Regions from separate parts of the Homo sapiens genome. Here region 2 is linked to region 1. The links are chromatin contacts, found by Hi-C or POLR2A ChIA-PET in ENCODE. All regions are on one chromosome and are shown on one strand. The core of a region is the stretch at or near the end of the contact, and the rest is flanking DNA. Distances in the headings are between cores, read along the strand shown. Region 1 has its middle 25 kb from the start of MYCL. Region 2 has its middle 20 kb from the start of RLF.

Evidence for each region. Hi-C counts contacts between places; a loop is a spot of excess contacts on that map. ChIA-PET counts read pairs that join two places held with the same protein, here RNA polymerase II (POLR2A). Pooled maps may share reads with other maps.
Region 2: a map of CD4-positive, alpha-beta T cell shows a loop between it and region 1 (2.8-fold over the local background). The contact joins two enhancer-like sites. A Hi-C loop is called at or near these places in 2 of 168 maps with a recorded cell type or tissue (CD4-positive, alpha-beta T cell and CD8-positive, alpha-beta T cell) and 1 of 50 pooled maps. POLR2A ChIA-PET finds 5 or more read pairs at or near these places in 1 of 52 experiments (activated T-cell).

The regions. Positions count from the first base shown.
Region 1 is chr1:39,923,986-39,930,194 of GRCh38, reverse strand. No RefSeq gene overlaps it. Among named protein-coding and RNA genes, the nearest start is that of MYCL, 25 kb to the right of the region's middle. Within about 2 kb of position 3,199, at least 6 of the 41 ENCODE cell types and tissues checked have a DNase peak (open chromatin) inside an H3K27ac peak, as active enhancers do.
Region 2 is chr1:40,137,888-40,144,096 of GRCh38, reverse strand. No RefSeq gene overlaps it. Among named protein-coding and RNA genes, the nearest start is that of RLF, 20 kb to the left of the region's middle. RefSeq lists an enhancer at 20-119. Within about 2 kb of position 3,721, at least 4 of the 41 ENCODE cell types and tissues checked have a DNase peak (open chromatin) inside an H3K27ac peak, as active enhancers do.

The DNA of each region.
Region 1 (6,209 bases), core at 1,950-4,449:
GAAACTGCCTCGGAAAAAAAAAAAAGAAGAAGAAGAAGAAGAAAGAAAAACAACAAAACAGCTTCTTGTGTGCAGTAGCATGTGACAGTAGTCCCAGTTACTTGGAAGGCTGAGGTGGGAGGATCACTTGTGCCCAGGAGTTCAAGTCCAGCCTGGGCAAAATAGTAAGACCCTGACTCTAAAACAAAGAAAAGTCTGGTTGCGGTGGCTCACGCCTGTAATCCCAGCACTTTGGGAGGCTGGGGTGGGAGGATTGCCTGAGCCCAGGAGTTCAAGACCAGCCTAGGCAACATGGCAAGACCCCCATCTCGAAAAAAAAAAAAAGAAGAAGAAGAAAGAAAGAATAAGAAAAGAAAAGATAAATTAATTAATTAAAAACAGTTCCTGGAAGTTGCACAAAACACTTTGCATACAATCTGTTGGCTAGCACTTAGTTACACCTAGCTCCAGGAATTCCAGAAAACACGGTTTTTACTGCAGGCCAACCATGTGTGTAGCTAAAAATCAGCCTTTTATGACTAAGGACAAGCAAGATGATATGGATATTAGGGGGAAACTAGTAGTTTTAGCTTCAGAAAGCATTCGGACGAGCTGACGCTGAACCTGAATTTTGAGAGATGAATCAAAGTTAGCCAGGCAGAGTAGAATGTTTTTGGCAGTAGGCTACAGAGTGCGTTTTTGGAAATGCAAGTGATTCTGGGTGTCTCCAGCATGAAGTACATATTGGAGTGTAGTACGACACACCAACAAGATCACCTCATTTAAGCAGTCATTCTGAGAGGGGAAGCATGGCCCATTCTGAGGAAAGAGGCACACCTAGAGGTGGAGCACTGGGGGGCCAGCCTGGGCTAAAATTAGATTCTTCGGTAGAGGAGGCAGCTTGGGTATGGCTTGGCCCTAGAAGTCCCTAAACTCTCCTCCCTCACAGGCCTAAAGGTCCAAGAAACGCTGATTTGCAATTAGGACAACTCCCCTTAGCAAGGAGGTCCTGGAAGCTCTGGAGCTTAGCTAAAGTGCTGAGATAAGAGTCTAGGACTGGCTAGTGGCATTAAGGCCATTGGCCCCACCAGCCTCAGCCACTGGTCAATGGCAGGGCAGTGGGGAAGGGAATAGAGCCCGTATGGACTGCCAGCTGGAGCTCCTCCCCAGACACATCACCAGGACTTCCAAAGGTTGTGTTTATTTCCCTGATGTGTTTGCAGACATCAGGGCAAGGCAGCTGGCTGGGCACAGGGTGCCTGGCATTCTGGAGGAATGAACTCAACCCCCGTGGCTCTGCTTCCACTGCCCTTCTCTGCTCCTGCAGCAAGTGGACAATGACCCTGGCCCACGTCACCTCAGAGAGTTCAGCAGGGAATCTCAAATGTTCTAGCACCTGTCCACCAACTGGCAAAGCCCTCCAGCTCCCAGTGGCTCCTGTCCCCTCTCCCAAAGATGCACATCACATGCAGACACACCAAACATATTGTTGACACAAGTGGTCCCCAACCTTATTGGCACCAGGGACTGGTGTCATGGAAAACAATTTTTCCACAGACTGGGGTGCGGGAGGATGGTTTCAGGATGAAACTGTTCCACCTCAGATCATCAAGCATTAGTTCGATTCTCATAAGGACCGTGCAGCCTAGATCCCTTGCAAGTGCAGTTCACAATAGGGGTCGCGATCCTATGAGAATCTAACGCAGCCACTGCTCTGACAGGAGGCAGAGCTCGGGTGGTAATGCTCGCTCACCCACCACTCACCTTCTGCTGTGCAGCCTGGTTCCTAACAGACCACAGACCGGTACCAGTCTGCAGGCCAGGGGTTGAGGACCCCCGGCTTATACCACATACCCAGGTCCTCATCTATCTCCAGATATACAGTTATACAGTTATTCACACACAAAAGTCACACACACTACACATATGCTACATGTAGATACATGTACCCACATCACTACCCACATCACACATAGAGACACCCACCCTGACACCCACATTACATACAGACATCTACACACTACACACATGATAGTCTAACATGCTTCCACTCATGACACACCATACCATATGTACACATCCCACACATACATCCATACCCAAACACTCACCTAACATTACACCCAGACCCCCATCAATATTGGTTCCTATGTTTGGGGGGCAAGGATCTCCAAGTTCTCATATTCATAGGAACCCTTGTCTTCAGAGCTTTGATGGGGCAGAGACTCAGCTGTGCAGTTAGAGGGGAGAAGGAAGCACTCCTACCTCCCCAACTCAAATACATATCCTCAGCCCACAGCAAAGAAGGGAGACCAACCTTTCCCCCACTACCTCATGGACCTATCTTTGCCCCTGACATTGAGGACATGGAGTTCTGGGCAGGAGATCCAGTGTGATGCCTCAGCCCTGCCCAAGATGCCCTAGGGACAACAGTCACAGCCAGCAGCCTGGAATCAAGGCTGGGCCAGGCCTACCAATGTCACAGTGGCAGGAAAAGCCCTTATGCAACAGGCACTGGGGAATGTACAGGGAACCCACAGGAGCTGACCCAACGGGCCGGGAAAACAGTAAAGAGGAAAGGCCCTCACGGTTATTGACATCTACTCTGTGCCAAGCACTGTACCCAGAGCTCCACAGCATTGTCTCCTGTCATTCTCATACCAAATATTATCCCATTTTATAAACAAGAGAACTGGAGTCCAAGGAAGTGCTCAAAGCCTCACAGACTGTAAATGGTAAGGTCTTACTTTGGACCAGGGACTACCTGTTCCTACAGCACTGGCCAGCACCCTAGAGTTGGGCTGGGATGCTGCAGCCAGGCGACCCCAGGGCAGGGGTAAGGATCCCTGGCTGGATGGGGCTCTGTTCTGGGCCTCTGCCTCCTTGCCTCCCCCTAAGTGGGGAGCACTGAGGCAGGAAACTTGAGCCCAGGCACTGGGCTCAGGAGAGAGGCAAACAGATGGGTTATAAGTTTGGTCCCAATGCCATAGGCTAAGCCCACATTAGTCCTGGATATTGAGCCAAAGCTGGTGCCAGGCTAGGGGCTGGAACTACAGCTTGAGGCAGGTCAGAGCTAGAATCGAAGTTGATGCTGAGCCAGGAGCCAAACCTGGAACTGCTGCTGCTGCTGGAACAGATCCAGATTAGGGCAAGGAGCCAGAGATGAAGGGGACGGGAGACAGAGGCTCAGGTGCCCCCTCCACACACTCTCAGAACTCCTCAGCATATCAGGTACCACGCCGGGCACAGAAGAAGGGACACACAGGAGCTCAAACTGCTCAGTAGGGGAGAGAGAGAGGAACGCAAAGAACTTTAATCCAAGGCACACCGAGCTCTGGCCAAAAGGCACTCCATGAAGCTGGGCTTTGAAGGGTGGCCAGAACTTCAGTCATCAGAGATGGGTGAGAGAGACTGTGGTGGGCAGGGTCGGTGATGGGAACGAAGGCCCAGAGGCAAGAAGGCCCAGCCCAGGGCCTGTTCCCAGGAGGGAGAGTCAGCATTCTGTTTGGTGAGAGTGCACAGCAGGCCAGCAGAGCAGTCAGCATGAGGCTGCTGAGGTCAGTGACAAGAGCCCACAGAACCTGGTGACCTGTGCGGGAAGTTGAACTTTAGCCAGAGAACAATGGGATATCATTAGCAGGCACTAAGAAGGTCAGACTTGTGTTTTAGAAGGGCCCTCTGGCTGCTGATGTGGAGGAGAGATGGGGCAGGGTGGAGGTGGGAGAACTGGCAGGCAGGGAGACCAAGGAGGAAGCTGACGTCATAGCCAGGGCAGGAGACCATGAAGCACAAGCTGGGCGAGTGAGCCAGGGGTAGAGGGAAGGGGACAGACGCAAGATCTGTAGAAGGGGAGGGCTGACAGGACTTGGTGATGATTTGGAGGATGAGTGTGAGAGAGGGTGAAGGCTAGAAAGACATCCAGGTGTCAGGGAGGCAAGAGGCCGTTGCAGAAGTGGGGCCACCCCAGGGAAAACCAGAGACACAGAGCCTGAACTCCAGGCTTGTCCTCCCAACTATGCCTGTCACCAGCTGTGAATCCTTGGCTTGGGACTTGTGCTCTCTGAGCCTCAGTTTTCTCTTCTGTAGAATGGGGGAAATTGTATTAGCTTCCTAGGTTTTTCATGAGGATTAGACAGAACATGTATGAGAGTGTCTGGCATATAGTGAAAGTCAATGCATGCTGCATGTGCAGCCCTACTCAGCCCAGATCTCCAGCTCCCAAGCAAGATGCTGGCTTCTGTCAATGATGATCTCCATGCGTCATGGCCACAAGGAGTGGAGCTCACTACCCTGGCCTGCAGCCAGCCTGATGTCTCACTGGGGGCAGTCTGAGGAGCTAGTATGGCAGCCCTGGGTACATCTGGCCTCCCAACTTCCCCACAGCTGAGAAGAATGTCCTGGGTGTCCTGTTTGCTCACTCTCTAACCAGTGGGGCCCAGTTGGGGCCTTCTTCTCAGCTTCCCTTCTCAGCAGTGTCCCAGAGGCCCACTAAGTGGCCCTGGAGAGCAGGAGGGAGCTGCTGAAGGGCACTTAGGTATCCTGAACTTGCCTAGAATCTTGTCCCACCTCACACTTTATCTGATGACAGCAGGCTCTGGTCAGAATCCCTCCTTCCCAACTGTTCCTCAGTCTGCCTCTGTAGTAAGGTTTTGGGAATAGGTCCAGCCCAGCAGGATGGAGGCTAAGGCCACCTGTGGGGCAGCTGGACCTGCAGTCTTTTGGGCTCCTCTCCTCCTCCTTTAACTTTCTTCCAATTCCTTAAAAACTTTTTTTTTTTTTTTGGAGACAGGGCCTCACTGTGACCTAAGCTGGAGTGCAGTGGTACCATCACAGCTCACTGCAGCCTCAGCTCAGGTGATCCGCCTGGGCTCAGGTGATCTTCCCACCTCAGCCTCCTGAGTAGCTGGGACTACAGGCGTGTGCCAGCACTCCCAGCTAATTTAGTTTGTATTTTTTGTAGAGACAGAATTTCACCATGTTGCCCAGGCTGGTCTTGAACTCCTGGACTCAAGCCATCCACCCACCTTGGCTCCCAAAGTGTTGCAATTACAGGCATGAGCCACTGTGCCCAGACCCCATAACCTCTTTTTTTTTTGAGACAGAGTTTCGCTCTCATTGCCTAGGCTGGAGTTTCACCATGTTGGCCAGGCTGGTGTTGAACTCCTGACTGCAGGTGATCCACCCACCTCAGCCTCCCAAAGTGCTGAGATTACAGCCCTGAGGCACCGCACCTGGCCACACATCTTTAATCCCTTAAATACAAATGGATCCTCACTGTGCATCCTAGGCCTCTGGCTCTTTGCAGACAGCTCAGTGAGGGTGATTTTACCACTCCCCAGAGCCTCTGTCTTACCAATGGTGAATCTTAAGCCCAGCTTCCTCTCCTGAGCACCAGAGCCCCAATATTCCACTGATCTCCTCATTGCTGACCCAGACTTGCAGACCCCACATAGCTAAAAGCAAGCCCATTCTCCTCCTCTGGATCCTCAGTTCAGTGAATGGCTCCTCCTTCCACCCATTCTCCCAGGCCAGAAACCCAAGAGTCAACCTTGTCTCCTCTCTCTCCTCCAGACCCCACATCCTATCAGTTCTTCCTTCTAAATACCTGTCCCCTGTCTGCCCCTTCTCTCCATCTCCACTCTACTTTCAGGTGAGATAAACACTTCTTCCACCCAGTTACTAACTTCTGCCCTCTAACCTCCAGTTATGCAAACCTAAAGGCCTACAAATCTTTTCCTTGGTTCAGGGGACTCAGATGGCATAACCAGCTCATTCTGACATGTTTGAGAAATCTTTCATTAGATGTCTCAGAGCCAGGTGTGGTGGCTCACGCCTGTAATCCCAGCAATTTGAGAGGCTGAGGTGGGAAGATTGCTTGAGCCCAGAAGTTCAAGACCAGCCTGGGTAACGTAGTAGATCCCTGTAGTTCCAGCTGTTCAGGAGGTTGAGGTGGGATGATCAGTTAGCCAGGGAGTTTGAGGCTGTAGTGAGCTATGATGGCACAGCTGCACTCCAGCCTGGGCAACAGAGCAAGACCTTGTTAAGAAGGAGAAGGAGAAGGAGATTATTTCCAGAAAGCAACATTTTAAAAATCAGGCAATCAAGAATCATAACTAAATAAGGCTGGGCTGGGTGGCTCACACATGTAATCACAACACTTTGAGAGGCCGAGGAGGGCAGATCACTTGAGTTCAGGAGTTTGAGACCCGCCTGGGCAACATGGTGAAACC
Region 2 (6,209 bases), core at 2,472-4,971, 210 kb before region 1:
GGAGGGCTCCAGATCAGCCCTGTGGGAGTTGGCTCCAGATCAGCCCTGTGGGAGTTGGCCCCAAATCAGCCCTGCAGGGGTTGGCCCCAGATCAGCCCTGCAGGAGTTGACTCCAGATCAGCCCTGCAGGAGTTGGGACACAGACAAAAAGTTAAGAGGTCTTGGAGAAGGCAGCTCAGACATTGACAAGGTCAGCAGTCCTCGAGCAGCAGTGGCAGTGGGAGTTTTAATGATTTCTGAGAATCAAGGAGGGGACTTGGTTTGCAAAGCCTGCCTTTGTTGCTACTTAAGCATGTGGTGGGTTATCCAGAGCTCGGAGATTTAGAATATTGCTAAAGGTGAAGTCCATTTGTGTTAACCATAGCTGAGGTCAGGGGTATTTCAGAGTCACATGTAAAATGGAGCATCCTTAATAATAAGTACCTGCCTTTCAGGGTTGTTGTGAGGATCAAATGAGAAAAGAGTCATGTAACATGCTAATATGGTACCTGATACATAACAATTGCTCAATAAATGACAACTGCTATTATTGTTGAAGGTAAGGCAGCCTCTCCACTTTCCTTTCTTACACTACATGCTAAATTTATTCTCTAATAATAAAGAGTCAGGAAAAAAATGGAGCAAAAATGTGATCAAATATGCACTTTCTTGTAGGCAGTCTTTTGCTTTTTTCGTTTTGTAATAAAATTATCCTATTAATAAATTAAATGTGTATAGTTAAATCTATTTAAAATCCATTCATAAATGGTAAAGTAATTATTATGTGGTTGCCAGTGGCCAGAGGTAGAAGTGAGGTAGAAATTGATGGATAAGGGGCAAATGGAATCTTTTGGGGGTGAAAGAAATGTTCTATATCTTTTTTTTTTTTTTTTGAGGCAGAGTCTCGCTCTGTCGCCCAGGCTGGAGTGCAGTGGCATGATCTCGGCTCACTGCAACCTCCACCTCCCAGGTTCAAGTGATTCTCCTGCGTTAGTCACTTGAGTAGCTGGCACACCACCATGCCCGGCTAATTTTTGTATTTTTAGTAGAGACGGGGTTTCACCATGTTGGCCAAGATGGTCTCAATCACCTGACCTCGTGATCCACCCACCTCGGCCTCCCAAAGTGCTGGGATTACAGGTGTGAGCCACCGCGCCCGGCCCATTTAATACATTTTAATTTAACTTGACTACTATCTGCAATAGCAATGGAAATGAATCAGTGGGGAAAGATAAGAGAGACAGAGAAAGAGCGTAAGAACCCATATTATAACTCTGACCTGGACACAGAGCTGGGCTCTTGGAATACAAACTGAAATAGAACTGGTTCCTGACCTCAAACAGCAGCTAACTGTCTTATGAGGAAGACACACACATAAACATATAATTTCTCCTTAAAAAATTAAATATTCTTGAATAATTAAAATATGTATTTGGTTTTGAAAAAATCTGTACAAATAATAGTAAAAATCAGTCTCCCTCCCACCCCTGTCTCTTGGTTGAAAGCAACCACTGAAAACAGTTTATTCTACAGCCATTCAGAGGCATTCTACTTACATACAAGCAGAATTTTTATATGGTATGTGTATTGTTAGCTTTGTGTATGGTAGCTTTACTGTCTCTGAGTTTTCCTCCTTTAAACAAACAAACAAACAAACAAACACTTAACATTCTACCCTGTAGATGAGTCCATAACAAAACCTATTAAACAGATGGTTTGCAATATAAGATGGTAAGAACAATGGGAAAGAAATGAAAAGAATGCTGTGGTGTGGAGACTACTGGCATCTAGCAAGGGAAAGCTTCCTGGAGGATTGATGAGGCTGCCTTATCTCTTTTATGAGTATTCCAAGATAAAAATACAAGAGCTAATTAGTAAACCAAATGCTCTAGTTGTATACTAAACTGTGTTGTCTACAACTCTGATTGTTGTTTGGAGGGGAGCAAAAACAGTTTGAGCAGGCCAGGGGTGGGGAAAAGTTATTGCACAGAAAGTGGGACTGTCGAGGTATGAGGTAATAGGTCTTGGTACAGGAAGCACTGGGAGCCCATTGTGTGCAGGGAGGTCTTTGGTTACAGACTTGAGTATAGTATTTCAGATGACCCAGGGACTGATTAGAAGGATTAAAGGATGCTTACTTGTAGTTCTTTTTTTTTTTTTTTTTTTTTTGAGACAGAATCTCGCTCTGTTGCCCAGGCTGGAATGCAGTGGCACAATCTCAGCTCACTGCAACCTCTACCTCCCGGGTTCAAGCAGTTCTTCCTGCCTCAGCCTCCCGAGTAGCTGGGGTTACAGGCACCTGCCACCACGCCCAGCTAATTTTTGTATTTTTAGTGGAGACAGGATTTCACCTTGTTGGCCAGGCTGGCCTCGAACTCCTGACCTCAGGTGATCTGCCCACCTCAGCCTCCTAAAGTGTTGGGATTACAGGCGTGAGCCACTGCGCCTGGCCACTTATTTGTAGTTCTAACTAGCATTGCCAGATTTAGCAAATAAAACCACAAGGCATCCAGTTAAGTTTGGAGTTACATAAACAATAAATAATTTTTAAATATAAGTATGTATGTCCCATATTCAACTTAACTGGTCATCCTGTATTTTATCTGGCAACCCTGTCTTTAACCCAACCATGTGAAAAAATCAAATTGACCACTCAACATCAGGCAGTTAAAAACAATGACGAAGTGGGCGTTTTTAATTGGAAGAATAGACAAACAAGAAAATGTGTAGGGCTGGGGCCAAGAGTTGTTTAAGTGAGTTTAGGGCTGGTGGAGCCTGGGCCAAGGAGACTCTGGTGATCTGGGCTGGCAGGTCTGGGGCTGAGGTAGTAGCTTACAAGGTCAGGACAACTAGGTTCAGAGCCAAATAAATGGTTCTCATGGTCAGGAATGGCAGGGTCATGGCAAAGCCTGCAGCTCAAGGTCAGGGTCAGTAAGAATGGGGCCAAGGAGATGGCCCATGTGGTCAGGAGATTGAGCAAATAAGAAAATATATTGAGAATAGTGAGAGCCAGGTTTCTTACTCTTGGAGACAATAAGTATGAAAAGGGGAAAGACTAGAACAAACCCTGTAATTAGAGTCAGAGGTGTGAGCCTATAGGGTGTGTGTGTGTGTGAATATTATATATGATATACAAAGAGAGACAGAAGAGTAGATGTGTGTGTTTATGATATGTATAGTGGCTTTTTGGTTTTTCAAAACACACTAATTTGTAGCATTTGCTGATTTCCACGGTGTAAATACTCCCAGCATGAAATAATACTAGTTTCACAGCCACCCGCAAAGTTCCTGAATATTTAACAAGCAGCTTTTGCAAGTCCATATGAGCCAACTCCACTACAGTACTTCGGAATGTACATCATACGTATGATTGTGTGTGTGTGTGTCCAGACATATTTTTCCTAGTTGATATCTTGTTTCCTTGTCCTACTGAAAGGACTTGCAAGACCGACACACCCATAGCAATGAGTGCACCTAGCATCTACATCTTGACTTCCAAGTATCATTCTTCACTAAAAAGAAACCAAAAGTTCTTAGAGAAATGGCTGATTTCATGACTAGGGCAGTGAAAAATCTTACTGGTTCAGGAAGAAAGGAAGTATTCAAAGAATGAGGATGTAGTAAGCTAAGTAATGGCCCCTGAAGCTCTAATCTCTGGAATCTGTAAATATTATCATATACAGAAAAAGGATCTTTAGAGATATGATCAAGGAACTTGAGATGGGGAGATTGTCTTGGATTATTCAAGTGGACTTTAAATGCAAACACAAGTATCCTTGTAAGAGAGAGGCAGAGAGAGATTACGCAAAAGGAGAAGGCAGGAGGCAGAGACTGGAGTGGTGCAGCCACAAGCCAAGTGCCAGCTGGAAGCTGGGAGAGGCAAGGAACGAATTCTCCCCTAGAGCCCAGAGGAAGCATGGCCGTGTTAATATTCCTGATTTGGGCCCAGTGAAGTTGATTTTGAATGTCTGGACTTCAGAACCATGAGAACTGCAGCTGTTTTAAGCCACCGAGTTTGTGGTACACTGTTACAGCAGGCATAGCAAACTAATACAGATGAGAAATGTCAAAAGAACACAGGAGCCAGTGTAAAGAGGCTCCCACTGGCCAAATCAGGGACAATCTAGTCATCAAAGTAAATTATGATTGTAAGGAATTATAACTTATTGAATAAATTGGGAATCCTTAAGCCCACACTAATATAAATAAAAAATTAATTAAAAAGGATACAGGAGACCAGGTCCAGTGGCTCATGCCTGTAATCACAGCACTTTGGGAGGCTGAGGCAGGCAGATCACTTAAGGTCAGGAGTTTGAGACCAGCCTGGCCAGCATGGTGAAATCCCATTTCTACTAAAATTACAAAAATTAGCTGGGTGTGGCAGCGTGCACCTGTAGTCGCAGCTACTCAGGAGACTGAGGCATGAGAATCTTTTGAATCTGGATGGCGGAGGTTGTAGTGAGCCAAGATCTCGCCACTACACTGCAGCCTGGGCAACAGAGCAAGACTTGGTCTCAAAAAAAAAAAAAAAAAAAAAAGAGGATACGGGAAAGGAAATGATACTTTACTATAGAATTCAAGTAATAAATGTAGAAGAAACAATGGACATAGGAAAATCTCTATTTGGTGGCCATTATAGTAATAATCCAGGCAAGAATCATTAATGGATGCTAAAACTACTAGGTGTAAATTCGTGTATATTTATGTGTGTGTGTGTGTGTGTGTGTGTGTGTGTGTGTGTGTGTATATATATATGGAAAGAGAGAGAGAGAAATAAAGAGATAAGGAGGCAAATATGATAAAATGCCTCTGGTGGAGATTCTTCAGGATTCTCTGTACTAATCTTGCAAATCTTTTCTAAGTGTGAAATTATTCAAAACCATTTTTTAATTGTGGCAAAATATACATAAAATAAAATTTACCAACCTGTCCGTTTTTAAGCATATAGTTCAATAGTGTTAAGTACATCTGCATTGTTGTGCAACCAATCTCCAAAACTCTTATCTTGCAATCTAAAACTCTATACCCATTAAACAACTCCCCATTTCCCTTCTCCCCAGCCCCTAACAACCACTATTCAACTTTCTGTCTATAAATTTGACTACTAAGTACCTGATATAGGTGGAATCATACAGTATTTGTCTTTTTGTGACTGGCTTAGCGTAATGTTGTCAAGGTGCTACATCCATGGTATAGCATATGTCAGGATTTCCTTCCTTTTTAAGGTGGAATAATATTCCATTGTATGGATATATCCTATTTTGCTTATCCATTCATCTGTTGATGGACATTTGGGTTGCTTCCATGTTTCAGCTATTGTGAATAATGCTGCTCTGAACATGGGTGTACAAATAACTCTTCAAGACCTTGCCTTCAATTCTTTTGGATATATACCCAGAAGTATCAGTGCTGGATCATATGAAAATTTTATGTTTAATTTTTTGAGGAACTGCCATACTGTTTTCCATAGCAGCTGCACCATTTTTCTCTCTTTTCTTTTCTTTTCTTTCTTTTTTTTTTTTTTTTTTTTTGAGACAGAGTTTTGCTCTTGTTGCCCAGGCTGGAGTACAATGGCGTGATGCTGGCTCACTGCAACCTCCGCCTCCCGGGTTCAAGTGATTCTCCTGCCTCAGCCTCCCGAGTAGCTGGGATTACAGGCACCCGCCACCACGACCAGCTAATTTTTGTATTTTTAGTAGAGATGGGGTTTCACCATGTTGACCAGGCTGGTTTCAAACTCCTGACCTCAGGTGATCCACCCGCCTTGGCCTCCCAAAGTGCCGGAATTACAGGTGTGAGCCACCGCGCCCAGCCAACAGCTGCACCATTTTTCATTCCCATCAACAGTACACAAGGATTCTGATTTCTCCACATCCTCACCAAAACTTGTTATTTTCTTCATATTTTTGATAGTGGCCATCCTAATGCGTATGAGATTGTAGCTCGTTGTTTTGATTTGCGTTTCCCTAATGATTAGTGATGTCAAACATCTTTGCATGTGCTTTTTGGCCATGTGCATATCTTCTTTGGAGAAATAACTATTCAAGCTCTTTGCCCTTTTTGTTTTTTTTGTTTTTTTTTTTTGCGACGGAGTCTTGCTCTGTTGCCCAGGCTGGAGTGCAGTGGTGTGATCTCAGCTCACTGCAACCTCCACCTCCCAGTTCAAGCAATTCTCCTGCCTCAGCCTCCCATGTAGCTGGGATTACAGGTGCACGTCACCATGCCTGGTT